Linked DNA regions of Homo sapiens: region 2 is linked to region 1. The links are chromatin loops, found by intact Hi-C in ENCODE. Cell type or tissue: heart left ventricle. All regions are shown on one strand.

Region 1 (8,000 bases):
TCCAATCCCCATTTTTCCCAGGGTGATGTTGTAACTGCAGGAACTTGACTAGTGTTGTGGCAAGGAGGTTGGAGGAAATGTGGTCCCTGAGTCCTGTGTCCATGGAGGCCCCCCCCGGGGCATCTGCTGAGCCTGTCCACAGGCATGAGGCTCTCTTTGCCCTGCGCTGAGATGCAGAGGTGACGTTCTTTCTGCTGCTCCCATGAGGCTCAGCACCACCTGCAAACCCTCTCTGGGGTCTTGACTTCTCAGGACTCTGTCCAGGAAAATGTTCAGGATCCCCCTCAGCCAGCTTCCCTGGGATTTAATTCCCAGTCTTGAGGAGCATGTTTTTTCTAGACACCAGTGGAGGAAGTTCTTTTCCATTCTTGAGGTTTTTCCCTGAGAGAAACTTCCTGTACTTTCTGGTTTGCCTTGGAGGCACCTGACGATAGCTTAGTGGGTCGAGGCTTCGGGAAGCCAAGGTAGAGGCAGCTCCCCTCTGCCTTCTAGATTTTCACAACTGCGCTGTCTCACCCTGAGGCAAAGCAGAGCAGGTGAGAGAAAAGAAGGAAGATTTACCAGGAGAGATTTTCAAAACCGGTTAATACTATTTCCAATAAAATCTCAAAAATGTTATTCTACCATATCAAGATGTCCATAGTTTTTATTTCTGCAGAAGTTCCAAGTTTGCTCATAGAACAGTTTGTGTGTGGCTCCAATAGGTGCTGCAGAAAGTATGCTTCCAGATTTACATCCGCTGCCCCAGCCTGCGCCTGTCTCTCTTTACGGCAAGTCCCTGAGGCAGCAAAGGGGTAGATATGCTATAGCTTGGTGGGAAAGCCTCTATCCATAGAATTTTGAGCTAAACCCATCAGCCACAAGCCCAAACACCACTTCACTTCTGTGGTTAAATCCACCACGTAACATCCTTCAGGCTACAGTCCCTTGGGAGCCTCACGGTGTATCTGTGTCACACCTGCCCCCATAAATGGAATTTACTAGGCTCTGAGAGAACAAAAACAAGAGGCAAAGCCTCAGTCCTCAAACAGCTTACAGCATGGGCGAAAAGGACACACCTTATGTGTTTCAATATAAGAAAAGGAGTTCGATTTTGAACACACACTATATTAGCTGATTGCAGAAATTTCTGGAAATATAGCCATTAAGATGTAGGTGATAATTCAACACGGATACAGGACAAGATTATACTACTGAAAATAGTGAACGAACATCTTGAATATTCCCTGTGTCCCATGTGGTGTCCTAATATCTTCACATCCATCCTCTTTTTAACAAGGTTGCTGTTATTATTATCACCTTAATTCACAAGCAAAAAACGAAAAACAAAGATGGAGGAACTTGCAGTTGGGGGTCAAGGAAAGGCTGATGGCTCCAGATCCGTGGCCTAAGCAGAAGGCTTTTCCCCTGGTGTGTCTCCACCACGTGGTTGTGAAGGAACCAGCACCATCATTTGTCTTCTGGATGATCTCACGGCACTGTGTGCGTGTGGTCCCTAGTTAGTGTCATTAGCTGACTCCCCAAACCTTCCTGGGATGTGGCTGTGAAATTTTATCTTAGAACTTCAGTTTAATTCCATAAACTTTTGTTGAATATCTACAGAAGGTATAGAAGTGAGGATGGGATTCAAAGATAAACCAGACACGAACCCAAGCCATGGGACATTGCTAATTGGAATAGAAAACTGCAACCAGCTTGGTGCTGCAGTGCAGGTACTGAGAACCTCTGGGCTCCTGGTGAGGCTGCAAGACCAAATCCAAGAATACGGGCAGCCTCTACGAGGGGCTGACTCACCCCACAGACTCAGTGGAAAAAGTGCCCAGGACCCACGACAATTTTAGGGCCCCCAAAAGTGTTTTCTATTTTACATACAAAAATTAACCAGGTGTGGTGGCACATGCCTGTAGTCCCAGCTACTCGGGAGGCTGAAGCAGGAGAATCTCTTCAACCCAGGAGGCAGAGCTTGCAGTGAGCCGAGATTGCACCACTGCACTCCAGCCTGTGCGACAGAGCAAGACTCCGTCTCAAAAGAAACAAAAACAAAACAAAAAGTGTTTTTTATTTTCCATTAAAATCAGAAGAAAATGATGAATATAATACAATAATAATAATAAACCCACCATGAATTATATTTGTCTTATATCAACACAGTCATAAAAACAATATCTATTGAATGGGTACAATGTACTGATGTGATAGATGTACCGAGTCCAGACTTCACTACTATGGCAATATATCCATGTAAAAAAATTGCACTGGCACCCCTTACAAATACAAATATGTATTTATTTAATGAACAGAGGAAGGAGCCCATGAAAGCAAAATTGCCTAGATCCCGGGAAAGTCACCATGTGGCCCTGTAGTGATGGCTAAATATTAGCTATTCAACGCATATGGGATTTTATAAAGTACAGAAAACATTCCTCAGCTCTGAAGTACATACTCCGAAACTGGAGGGAATGTTTTATCCATGATCATAAATGGGGATCCAATATCTCAAGGTCCAACCTTCAGAGGAAAATGATCTTAGAAGCATGAGACATTGCCTTAAAAGCCCAGGGAAAGAAGAAAGGTCCAAATACCAGCATCCCCTTCATGAAACCCAAGCAGCATCACTGTGGAGTTTCTGTGGAGAATCCAGGAATTGCTGGGAAAGGGGCCTGCTTGCTCTCCCTGCGCTGAACGAGGATGTGAGGCAGCAAGAAGCAAAGTCATGCTCTGTAAACAGGCGAGTGTCCGTGGCACTGCTGGGGACTCCAGGAGGAGGCTCAGCCGGCTCACTCGCTGAAATGTCACTGCTCGTCAGTGGGCACAGGAGGCCTCGGTGGCTGCTGGCTGGGGAAGCGGGCTGGTGGTGTACGTCAGGGCCTCCCACCTTCGACAGCCCAAGCTGGCCAGTCGCCTCAGAAGGGGTGCCGAAGCTGGGGCCCAGAGCGTTGGTTGGCCTCAGAGACACTCGATTGTGCAGAGTGGGATGCAAGCTCCTGTTAGCACCCAGGTGGTGGGAGGACAAGCTCTGGAACCCAGAGATTTAGGGAGCCCGGCCCAGAGATGGCACCTGCTCCTCAAATCTCCTTCCAGAAGTGATCCTGGATTTTAAGCTTCTTTCAAAGCCATTACAAGGACTTGTTGGAATGGGGTGAGGGCAGCTTAGCCAACACCCATGAAGGCTAAGATTAGACAGTGACTCATGCTTGCAAACGCTGACCACCTCCACCTCATACCTGAAGTGCAAAGTGACATTTCTCACCCTTTCCGCAAATAAATCTTTCCTGTGCAGTGTTCTCTAAGGACCTCAAGGCCTGTCAAGGACTTGGCCCCTAGCTCATTGAAACCACAGTGGATTGCCAAATTTTGCAGATGTTTGCACTGACTGCTTTATGTTTTGTAATATCCCAGAGCTGTTCCCAAGTGATGCTCATCCATTCACCAAGTTAATGCTTAATAAGAATGATCTACAAAGGGTGACAGCTCCAAAAGATGACGAGAGGGAAATAGCCTTCAAGGAGAATGGACGAGCAAAATAAATAAATAAATACAGCCCTGCCTCCACAGACTGAGGTGCAGAAAAGGGAACTCGTGTGTAGCAATTCCTAGGAAAAAAAAAAAAACAAGAAGGACAACAGTGTTTATTTATGAACATGGGCATGTTTGTGTTTCTCAGGGGGGCTGTGAGACCCCGGCAGGGCTTGGCGTGCTGGCGCTGGACTCAGGTGGAGATGAAATGTATAGATGGACCAAGGTGAGCTCTTACAAAAACATGGATCAATTTGATAGCTAAAAAGGGTCAGTTCCCAGAGCAAGAAAAGTTTAACTATGGAGGAAGCACACTGATCCCAGAGCTATAGAAATTGAATAACAATTCCTACTTTTCAACCTGGATAATCTCATGTAATGTTAGAGAAAAATCCTGAAGTCACCGGTGTCAGTGTCTCTACAACAAGATAGAAAGATTGGGGATGTTCTGAAGGTCAACCAACAATTTGGTGGCAGGTCTGGGATGAACAGGCAGGTCTCTATTCCTTTTCAGTGGTTTTTGACATGTAAAGTGCTAAATGTCTTCACAGTTACAATGTATTGCATGTTTTACATATATTGTGTCTATCTTCACTTCAGTCCTACAGGAGTGGTATTATTCTCTTTATTTAAAGATGGCAAAATTAAGGCTCGGGGAGAGATTAAGCAACAGACCCAAGGTCACAGTTTATTCAGCAAATATTAGGCCTCTATTTTGTGCTAGGCCTGGGGTTTCCCAGATACCAGGCAGAGTGAGCACAGTTCAGAAGAAGAAACTCCTGAAAGGTCTCAGCCGAAACAACCTGTATTTTAAAGAATTTTTCTCTCAAAGGATAAAACAAGCATTTGGTGCACCATGGTTTTTTGTGCTAACAGGCTGAATTCCATGTAGAAATGAGAGAAATGCTGAAATTGTTTGGAAGGATTGCAGATGTACGCAGGGTTCATTTTATTAATTAAGCAGGCCTGGATGCTAATTCAGTTGCTATGCACCAGAGCTCCCGGGAAATGCATGCCGAGGCAGAAAGACATACACAGAAATCTTTAAAGAGATTTGTATGTAATGCAGGTAGGAATTTTGGAGGATGGGAGGTGTCACGTGGCTGCACATGTTTTGCAGCACAGAATCCAGTTGCTTAAAAGTTGTGCCTGTGGTCTGTGCCATCCCCAGCCACACACCAGCTGGAGGGATACATATCACAGTAAGAAAGCAGTTTTTTGTGTGACTCTGGACCTACCCACTTTGCAGGAATCCCAGGCTGCCTCAGCTTCCCCCCAGCTCATCATATGGCCCAGGGGTTTGAGTGAGCTTGCTACCTCCGGGTACGCACCAGGCTCCTGCCTGCGCCAGCTGCAGCTGCTTCCTCTCCCTGGGAAGCTGCTGGTGCTGCTGAGGCCTGCCATCCCCCTCCAGCTGGAAGCTGCCCTGGCTGACCTTTGGCTGCCCTGTCCCTGTCCCGCTGCAGAGACTGGCCTCAGGGGTAATCCTGTCTTTAACACACCACCTCCTCTCGCCCAGAGGTCACAGAAGACTGCATCCAGAGCTGGCCTTGTCTGGAGGAGGTTTTAATGAAACAGTTCTTCTATTTATTTGTGTTGCTGCCTCTGTTGCCCGGGGCCATGGTATGGGTTCCCAAGGGGGGACGCTGAGGTTTGGGGGAGGACACTCAGAGGGGACAGCAAGCTTTCTCCCCAGTCACCTAGCCCCTGACACTGACCTGCTGTCCTTGCACCAATCCTGTGGCCTTTCTCCTGTTTTTCTCCCAGTCGAATCCTAGGTTGAATACAGTTTCATTTGCACCCTGCAACACTCACTAAAAGCAAACCGGTTTTCCCAAATGTTCACGATTCCACCAGAGGGAAAACAAAGGTCATTCAGTCATATGGAATCTGATTAACACAAAGCTCCAGACACGCACTCCTGGATTAAATGCTTTCTTAAGCCACTCCTGCCCCGGGGACAGCAGGAGCTATTTTAACTGTGGTGGAAGACCCAGCGGTTTGCTGAAGTTGCCCAGTGGGATGCATTTAGTATCCATATTTCAAGGCAGCTTTCCTAATGCTATTTTCACATTATGCATTTTTAAAGAATGAAACTATTGCTTGGATTTATAAGGAAAGGAATAGAAGAACCAATTTTATACATTGGAATAAAAGATTTTAAAAATTACTTTTAACAAGAATCAGGTTTACTGATGTCTAACTTACATATAATAAAATTCATCCTTTTTAGTGTACAATTTGGCAACAAATATAGTGCCACCACTGCAATCAAATTTTCAGCCCCTTCTCTCCACCCCGTAAAAAAGTTTCCTTGACCAGGAGCCATGGCTCATGCCCGTAATCCTATCATTTTGGGAGGCCGAAGGGAGAGGATCGCTTGAGGCCAGGAGTTCAAGACCAGCCTGGGAAACATAACAAGATCCTGTCCCAAGGAAGAAAAAAAGCTTCCTGTGACCCTTTGCAACGAACCTTCCACCCTGCAACCTCCAGCCCCTGGCAACCGTCGATCTGTTTTCTGGCCCTGTAGTTTACCTTTCCCAGAATATCATATAAATGGAAGCACATACTTATAGAGTCTCTTGTGTCTGGCTTGTTTCACACAGGGGACGCCTTTGAGGCTCATCCACATTGCTGCACGTATCAGCAGCTGATTTCTTTTTGCTGTTGAGTCGTATTTCCTTATATGGGCGTGCTGCAATTTGAATATCCTTTCACCAGTAGATGGATGTTTAGATTGTTTCCAGTTTTTAGCTGTTAAGAATAAAGCTGCTGTGAACTTTGTGAGGACATATGTTTTCATTTATTTGGGGGTAAACACCCATTAGTGGGATTGCTGGGTCATTTGGCAAGTATATGTAGAACTTTTTTTTTTTTAAGAAAGGGGGAGTTTAGGAATGTTGCTGGGTGGTTCATACAGGAAGTGAAATATCAGAGTGATGAGTTTGAAGAGTCAGCTCAGCTCTGGGCTCCATGGTGCCTTTCAAGACCTCTACCCATGGCCTTGCTGTGAGTTGGTAGACTTACTTTATTGCATCGTTGGTCTAGACACAAAGGAAGGGGCAGATCAGTTTCATTCTTAGGTGTTTCCACCTCTTACCAGCGGCATGGCCTCGGGCAAGTACTTGAGCTCATTGCGCTTCTGTTTCCTCAGCTGTAAAGTGAGCATTCCAGCAGGGATGCTGTGAGGGTGTTTTGTTCTTTACTGTGTACTCCAAATGCAGCCAGGAGGATTTTTTTTTTTTTAAGTATACAAGTGAAAAGTGTAGAACAATGCCTGGCACATAGCAAGTACTCAATAAACACCACCAGTTTAAAGTCAGAATCAGCACTAGAATTTCAAATGAAAAAGATTGTGGCAGAGCTCATTTGTCTTCCTAGAAAGCACTGATATTTTTAATTAAATATGCTCACCAGATGACATGAAGAATGTGTTCATTCATTCATCACTTCTTTACTGAGTGCCTGCTGTGGGCCAGGTGAGGAGGCCCTGTCCCGATTCCTACAGAATTTATAGTTCAGGAGGAGAGAGAGGTAGAATGAAAGGCCTGTGTTATAAGTAATTACAAACTCCTCCAGTAAGTACATCAAAAGAAAAGGACAGGGGGCTTGCAAAGAACATCCAACGGGAGAAGTCATGCCACTAGCACCACCAACCCACCTTGCATGAGTACCGCGCATTGCAGGCTAGAACTTTAGGTCAGTTATTGACTCTGATTGAAGGGAAGTGGAGTCCAGCCCCTCCTGACCTCCTCCCATGATGGCTGGAAAATCATCTCCTCCTTCGTTTAATATTCATCAGCAAACATTTACCTGGCGCCCTTTAAAATCAAACTACCGTCCTAGGCATGGAGGAAACGTACAGGCAGGATGCAACATCGCTTCTCCTGCCAGGGAGTTGACAACATCGTGGAGGATGAGACCAGGCTAATACACAGTGACAGCTCCTCTCCCTGCTGGAACTGCACAGATGAAAAGGATCATGAAACCTTGATGGGTTAACAGTTAAGCACCATTTCCCCGACCCAGATTCACCAAGGGGATGATGCCACTGGAACTCGGGGCACACACTGGCCACCTTTGCGAAATGGGGCCCACAGACCTGGAGGGCCTTCTCCTTGGGGGCCATGAGGAGGGGTGAAATCCCCTGAGTAGGAGGCCGTGGAGCAACAAAAGACCAGGGCTCAGTCCCCCGCTGCAGCCAGATGGTGTTTGCCAGAGATTTCCAGAGGAAACTGAGTGTGAACGAGCAGCAGTCTGTGGTGGAGATATGTAACGTGTCTTGGCAAGTAACAACTGTTTCTGAACATTGGAAAAGGTACTGGCTGCTGAGAAGCCATTCCTGATGTGCAGGAACTAAAGTGTCAGTGGGAACCTCCAGGACTGCTCTTCTCTTGGGGTCTTGGCCGGGTCCAGCCAATGTCAGTGAGTGGACAAATGGTCGAGCTAATATAATCCATAGGTCTTACTTGAGTTCTTACCTC
Region 2 (8,000 bases), 510 kb after region 1:
AACTCATATCTCAAGAAAAATTTTAAAAGATAGCAAGGGATTTCAATGGCCCATAAGCATATGCAAAAAAGAATACTCACCATCATTAATCAATAGGAAAGAAAACATAAAACCAAATGAGATATGGTTACCCACCCATTATAAAGTCTTAAAAAGACTGACAATACCAAGTGCTGACAAGAATATGGAAAAAATAGAACTACACATTGCTGACAGTAATATAAAATGATACTACTACTTTGCACAACAGCTCAGCAGTTTCTCAAATGGTTAAGCATACACTTACTATCCAACCACAATTTTTCTCCTAGTGTTCAGCCATAAGAAATGAAAATTTATGTCCACACCAAGACGTGTTTTCAAATATCTATAGAATCATTATTTATAACTACAACAAAATGGGAAAACCCAGATGGCTATCAACAGGTGAAAAGAAGAGTAGATTATTAATAGCCATATAATGGGATAATACCTACCAATAAAAAGGAATAGACTACTCATAAACAAAAAGATATCGATAAATCACAGATCATTAGGATGAATGAAAGAAGACAGACACCAAAAATAGTATGTACTGTCGATTCTATCTATGTGAAAACCTTGAAAAGGCAAATCTAATTCACAATGTTAAAAAGCACTTCAGTGTTTCCCTGGAGCAGAGATAGGAGTGAATAACAAACAGGGCACACAGAACTTTCGGGGTGATGGGTATATTCTACATCTTGATTGTGGTGGTGGTTATGTGGATGCATAAACTAATCAAAACTCATTAAAATGTATGCTCAAAATGAGTGTTTTTTATTGAGTTTGAACAATATAAACAAATAGTTTCAGTGAAGTTTATCTGAAAACTTCAGGAAAATAGAAACATACAAAATATTCAATTCCTAAGAATAAATCAATTTAGAAACATCTAAGACTTCCACATAGAAAACTAAAAATCATTACTAAAAAAAATAAGAACACCTAAGGAAATGGTAGGAATATATGATAATCACAGTTTGTTAGTCACAGATTGAAAGAGACCTATATAGCCCCACTTGCAATAGATCCAAATACTCCATTACTTATGAAAACCCCAGCAAGTTGTTTTTAAAATGGATACTGACAAACTAATTCTAAATATAAATGTAAATGCAAAGCATCAAGAATACCTCAGACTTTCTTGAGGAAAAATAACAGGGTGAGAAGATCTTACTCAACTCAATATTTATTAAACCTAAGGCTAATTAAGATGGTATGACTTAAAGACAGACAAAGAGATGAGGCAGAGCTGCTTGCTGAACCATAATCAAGTGTATATGAAAAACTAATTTGTGACAAAAGTGACAGAACACAGGGAAAAGAAGTGTCTTTCAAATAAATGGTGCTGGGTCATCTTCGTATACCTATTACTCCTACCTCATTTTAGTCACAAAAAATTCTAAATGGATTACACATCTAAATATAAAAAGCAAAGAATAAAGCAGCCAGAAGGCAAGACAGGGAAAATGTAGACAAAGCATTTACAACACCAAAAGCACTTATAAACCAAAAAATTATAAAGTGAATTTAATTAAAATTTACAACTTCTGTTGATCAAAATAGACCATATTGATAATGATAAGAAAAGCCAGAAAATGGAAGAAGATATATGTATGGCATATAATCTACAAAGGGCTCATTTTCAAAAAATTAATTAGAAAAAGACAAAAAAAAGCCCACAATTTAAAAAAATGGACTAGAGACTTCAACAGGCAAATCAAAAGAAGAAAACAAAAGACCAATGTATTTAAAAAGTATTCAACCTCATTTATTATCAGGAGAATGCAAACTAAAAATACAATGGAATGCCACTATACTTCTGCCAAAATGGCTAAAATGACAGAGACTAAATACTAAGTCCTATCAAAGATATGAAGCAACAAGACCTCTCATAATCAGCTGCTGAGTTAGTAAACTAGTACAACCACTTTTGCAAACCATTTTGCATTATCTAGTAAAACTGAACATATACAAACACTACGAATCAGCAATTACACTCCAAATTATCTAACAAATATGCATATTAATGTGCAGTACACACATGTAATAGTAGTATACTCATAGTAATTATAAGTGGCCTTATCTATATAGCAGTATTATTTGTAATAACTAAGAAATGGAAAATTCCAAATGCCCATCATCAGTAAAATGAATTAATAAATTATGGTATAGACACATAAATAAATAAAAGGAGAATAAATGAATAAACTCGTTATATGCAACAATAGTAGATGAATCTCATAAAAATAATGTTGAACAAAAGAAGCCAGAGACAAAGAAATACATAGGATGTACTTACATTTACATAAAATTCAAAAAGGACAAAACTAGCTTAGTATTAAAAGTCAGGGTAAGGAATTGGAAGAAAAGCAAGAACAGTGACTGGGAAAAAAGTGCAAAGTAGGCGTTCCTGGTGTACAGTCTATTTGTTGACTTTGTTGATGATGAGTGTGTTCATTCTTTCAATAAGCTTTTATATTCTATATTTGTGTTATACTTCTATAAAAACTGTGAATACATACGTGTGTGTGTGTGTGTGTGTGTGTGTACACGTATACACAATCTTACTCCAAGAATGAGGGCCAGTCTCTTCTAGGAATGGTCTTTAATCATGACAGATAAGGTAATGTTTGCTTATTCAAGTTCCAATGATGTTATATATAACATTGTAGATTTATTTTGAAAGTTACTTAGTTTGTTTGTTTATTTGTTTATTTATTTATTTATTTGAGATGCAGTCTCACTCTGTCAACCCAGGCTGGAGTGCAGTGGTGTGATCTAGGCTCACTGCAACCTCTGCCTCCCGGGTTCAAGTGATTCTCCTGCCCTAGCCTCCCTCCCGAGTGGCTGGGATTACAGGCGTGCACCACCACACCCTGCTAAGTTTTGTATTTTTAGTAAAGACAAGGTTTCACCATGTTTTCCAGGCTGGTCTCCAACTTCTGGCCTCAAGTGATCTGCCCTCCTCGGCCTTCCAAAGTGCTGGGATTACAGGCGTGAGCCACCACACCTAGCCTGAAAGTTTATATTTTAAACTTTTTATCACCCCCCAAAGATGCCCAATTTTATCATGTTACCATTTGTACATGTTTTAACCTTTACCGGAAATAGTAACATGCACTAAATGACAGTGAATTACTATACACTATACGACAGTGAACATTTTAAAATCACTGAAGATCTCTGCTTAGATCGAAATATATCATAGATTTTTACATAATAACTAGCCAAAAATATCAGAATTGTGAAATGTAATCACAAAATAATTAACCTTCATTCTCAAGAACTCTTTCTATATTTTTGTATTTTTGTGTACTGTTTCACTACATTTAAAAAGAGTTAAAATGAATAAAAAGTAGTCATGCATACCTCATATTTTCAGCTGAATCTTCTGGCATTGGAGCAACAGTTTGTACAGCTGGAAGGTTTTTGCTAGTAGCACCATTCACAAAACTAGAAGAGGAGGAAGAGGAGGAGGACCCTGAATCCACGGCACCTGTTCCCAAAATAATAATTTTTAGCCTTAAACATAAATTTATTTAAAAAAATTTTAATTACACCATTACTATCTGATTTTGAAAGAATTACTCATCAGATTTTCAAAACCGAATTTGACAATTAATCATTTGGCCATTAGTAAGTATGCTAATGAACATAATTTTATATAACAGATGTTGCATTGAAATCTAATTGATTTACTTACATTAATCTAACAAAACTACATACTACAAATGGGGTATAAATAAAAAACATCAAGAAATGAAAAAATTTTTCGATAAAATGATGCTGATAAAACAATGCAAACTTAGGGGTGAAAAACTTATCTTTTTATAGCTACATTGTAATATTTTTGGTTTTCATCATTTAAGACATAGTTTGGAGTGAACTATCTGAGCGTAAATTTGTGGCACTGAAGCATCTAATGCTCCTTTTGATAAGATCACTGCTTAAGAAGGGCTATAATGAGTTACATTAGTACCTGGTCTTAAAATAATGAGTCTTCCCTCAATGATATAAAGATGCCATTTTAGTAAAGATTTTTCTATCATATGCCACGTAAGTATATTAAGTAGCTGTGGAGTTGAGGGACATCTAGTGTTCCTAAATATTATTATCTTATACTAATTCCCATAAAACTGAATTGCTTACTGGGATTTCCACTATAACATTTTATAGCACCTATGTGCCAATATTTGAAATGAACAGTATGCCCAGTCTTTAGCTGTTGGCTCACAATTTATACACACACACATACACACACACACACACACTTTTAAGAAGTTTATCACTTACATTTTTCTCATTATAATATTATATACTTTATATTATCATCAAAACTCTTGCTACCATCACTTTCCATATTATTAATTCTTAAAATAGAAATTAAAAAGAAAACATCATGACTTGTCTCATATAAAAATAAAAAAGGTGATTTCATTTTGCATTTGCCTAACTCCTAACAAGAATAAGGACTTTATTCATATTTTTAAAACCTTTACACTTTTAACGTATATACTTTAGTAAAAGAAAAACAGTTTTACTCCTATTTCTAGAAAGCTGAATGAGTATAAAGAATGAAACTCTAATACTGGAAAGACTTTAAAGTCTTCAGACAAGCCAGATAGAAATATCTATTTATAATACAGGTAAACAATAGATGGTCTATTCTTTGACACAATGCCATTAATGACATTCATTTGCCAATATAAATATTCTTAATAGAGTACATTCTACTTACTACAACCCCATAAATGTGTTGTTCATGATATGTCAGACTCAGGTGGTATGATAAACAAGATAGATACAGAAAGCACAAAAAAGAGCTATGAAATTAATAAAAATGGGAAGAATCTAAGTAATGATAATAAATGGAAAAGTTCAAGGCTATACAGTTTGGAGAAGAGAAGACTACTATAGTCAGGGAAGAAAAGTCAGGGATCATCTTGCGCTGTATAAATACCTAAAATGGAATCACAAAGATTTGGGTAAGGATTTATTTAGCTAATAATCAACAGGAACATTTCTGGAAATTTACAAAAAAAAAAGGTTATTTTAGGCAGACTTTTAATATTTGTAATTGATTTGAAATTTTTTGTTCCTAGATTCATTAGGAATTTGTTGGGCAATGAATTGGATCAAGTTATAATCTATGTATATGAATTAATTCAACGTCAAACAATGGTTCTTATTCACATGCACTTTTTATCAAGTTGAGGCGCTTGCATATCGTCAAGGTTCTTAGGGGAGCTCTGCCTCCCTTAGGGGATTTAGCAAAGAATATATATTAGAACTCAACCAATCATGTCCCCAAATCTACTTTCTGTCACTAACATTTTTAGTACATCTTGATATTCTTGATACATTTTACTGATTTTTACATATCAAACTTCAGTGTTCAAATTATCCTTTGCTTCTGCTCCCCAAATATCTTTCAGTAATCTGATTTCACTCTGAAAATAAACAGCACTGTTTTGAGAAGACTCAAAACCAATACTGTCCTCTAAAATGACCACTAAAAAATGCACTCTACAACTACAGACAAATTCTAAAAGTCATAACATAAAATATAACCTTCTTAAAAATTAAGATAATCTTAAATGATTAGGGTATTTTAATTTTTAAGATCAAATAAGCAGAAAAATGATACAGAAAACATAAAAAGATGAGTATCACAAAAATATGTAAGTACAATACCTGTTGTATTAATCATACTTTTTGGTGTAGCTCCAGTAGCAGCAAATATATTAGAGGTACTGCCTGTTGGCAGCCCACTTCCAGCAGTAGTGGCTCCCACAGTGGTTACAGCTAAACTACCTGGAGGTGGTTTCTTTACAGGCACCACAACACTCCTGCAAAGAAATGAAGGATTGAAAATAACAAACATGAGGTTGAAGATGAATTATAATCCTGCTGCAACAGATATACATAGTCAACATCGAATTTCTCCCTCTCTTCTTTTAATTAAAAAAAAATTTTAAACTCCTTAGTCCAGCTTTGTCAGTGGAAAGGATATGGACATTAAGGATATATTATAAAGTGTGTTGCCTAATTGATTTGGCCAACATTTTTGAAGACTTAGGAGTCTGCAAACCTTTCTTAAGATGGCAAATGGACTGTGATCATAAATCTGGGAATATTAAGAAATTTGTGCTAAAGTTAGGAGATTTTGCCTTTGCACATAGAATTTTTGGCAAAATATACATAAAAAATGTCCATCTTACCCATATCACATTCTCCATGTTTAAAATATTCATAAATATGTAAAAACATAAAACATTTGAATGCCAAATTCTTTTTTTGTTTTTTGATTTTTTGTTTGTTTGTTTTTTTGAGACAGAATTTCACTCGGTCACCCAGGCAGAGCACAGTGGTGCCATCTCGGCTCACTACAATCTCTGCCTCCTGGGTTCAAGTGATTCTCCCGTGTCAGCCTCCCAAGTAGCTGGGATTACAGCTACGTGCCACCACACTCAGGTAATTTTTGTATTTTTAGTAGAGACGGGGTTTCACTATGTTGGTCAGGCTGGTCTCAAACTCCTGACCTCAGGTGATCCATCCACTTGGCCTCCCAAAGTGCTGGGATTACAGGCGTGAGCCACCGTGCCCAGACTTTAAATGCCAAATTCTAAAGCTTCTTCATAGTAAAGCTGAAAATTAAACCAAGGAATAATAAATAAACTTCTAAGAGCACAATAAAGTTATGCTTTATTTTTCTGAACAAAATTGAGTTGCTTTTATAGTAGGAATATTATTAGAATGAAAGAGAACAGAGATGATAGAGAGACATTTGGTTAGAAGTTTATTTCACTTTTGAGCCTTGGTTTCTTTAACAGAGGAGTTCAACATTTCCCCAGGTTTCTTTAGCGTATTTTAAATGTATTTCATTTAAAAATTTCTGAATTTGACATTGTGTTAAGGTTAAATGACAAATAAATATGGATATTAGTCAGTTTTTAAAAATGTATAAAGAAACTACTTCTCTAACTTAATAAATATCTAAATTTTCTTGCAGTAAAGGTTCATTCTTCTCAAAGTTTATAGCACTGCAAACTTCATTTAGCAAATATCTTCCAAACCTTACTCAACCATCACAGAATTTATTCATCTACAAATAGATTTATGATCTATTTTAATCAAATGTAATGCTTGGAAACTGGTAACTGACAGTACTAAAATATCCAACTTGATTTACATCTTTTTAATGCATCTCTATTTCATACTTACTCAATGAAAAAAATCTACCTAAAGAAAACTACATCAATGGTCCTTTCTCAAATAAGTTTGTTGCTTAAACTTCCTTAATATCAACACTTTTTTTTCCACAAATAAGTGGTTTTGTTAATATCTTCAGTGACTTCTTTAATGTTAATAATCTATATTTGTAATAATTATTATTCTTAATTTTAGAAATACTTAAAACATTTTGTATAATACCTTAATATAATTAAGGTATTATAATCTTAAATAGTTTTACTCATGCCAAAAAATTTCTTCACTATCTCCTTCTAGGTACTTTCTTCTTTTCTCTTTAAGCATGTTGGTGTCAAATTCTTTAGACTCAACCTTTAATTCTCAACTATCTATCTAATTACCTAAAGCACACATTATGCCTTCATTCCCTATATTGGCAAGTCCTCATCTAATGCCTTCGTTTATTTCATTGAGAGGTAGTGTGACATTGCAGAAAAGAATATAAGATGTGGACTATATTTCAAAACTAAGGCTTGAAAACTGGACCACTCTCAAACTGTATGATCTTACATTTTTTTGAGTGTAAAATCGTAAGACTAATGCTACCTCCTTCGCATACAATTGGGGAGATTAAATGAGATCATATTTAAATGGACTTTGTCAATTATGAAGTGTATTATAAATGTTAATAATCATTACCACTGTCTAAAGTGAAATATATTTTTGTCTATGAGATATAAGGCATCTACTTATAATGATCTACATAAAAATCAACAGAAAAAAGG

Evidence for each region. A loop is a pair of places that touch in the nucleus more often than their neighbours do. Peaks named below come from ENCODE experiments on the same cell type or tissue, not always from the same donor. Only the 100,000 strongest peaks of a DNase experiment are listed, where the experiment ranks them.
Region 2: a loop joins it to region 1, with 5 times the contacts of the local background. A loop is called at or near these places in 23 of 110 quality-filtered maps.

What each region holds. Positions count from the first base shown.
Region 1 is chr13:35,711,710-35,719,709 of GRCh38, reverse strand. No RefSeq gene overlaps it. Among named protein-coding and RNA genes, the nearest start is that of LINC00445, 18 kb to the right of the region's middle. RefSeq lists an enhancer at 6,194-6,909. In heart left ventricle, no CTCF peak of the experiment used is centred here; DNase peaks (open chromatin) are centred at 2,814 and 4,949; H3K27ac peaks cover 443 bases.
Region 2 is chr13:35,206,573-35,214,572 of GRCh38, reverse strand. NBEA (neurobeachin) reads right to left here. Exons shown (of 59, transcript NM_001385012.1): 32 at 5,719-5,873; 33 at 3,394-3,520. Among named protein-coding and RNA genes, the nearest start is that of MAB21L1, 270 kb to the left of the region's middle. In heart left ventricle, a CTCF peak has its summit at 4,101; no DNase peak of the experiment used is centred here.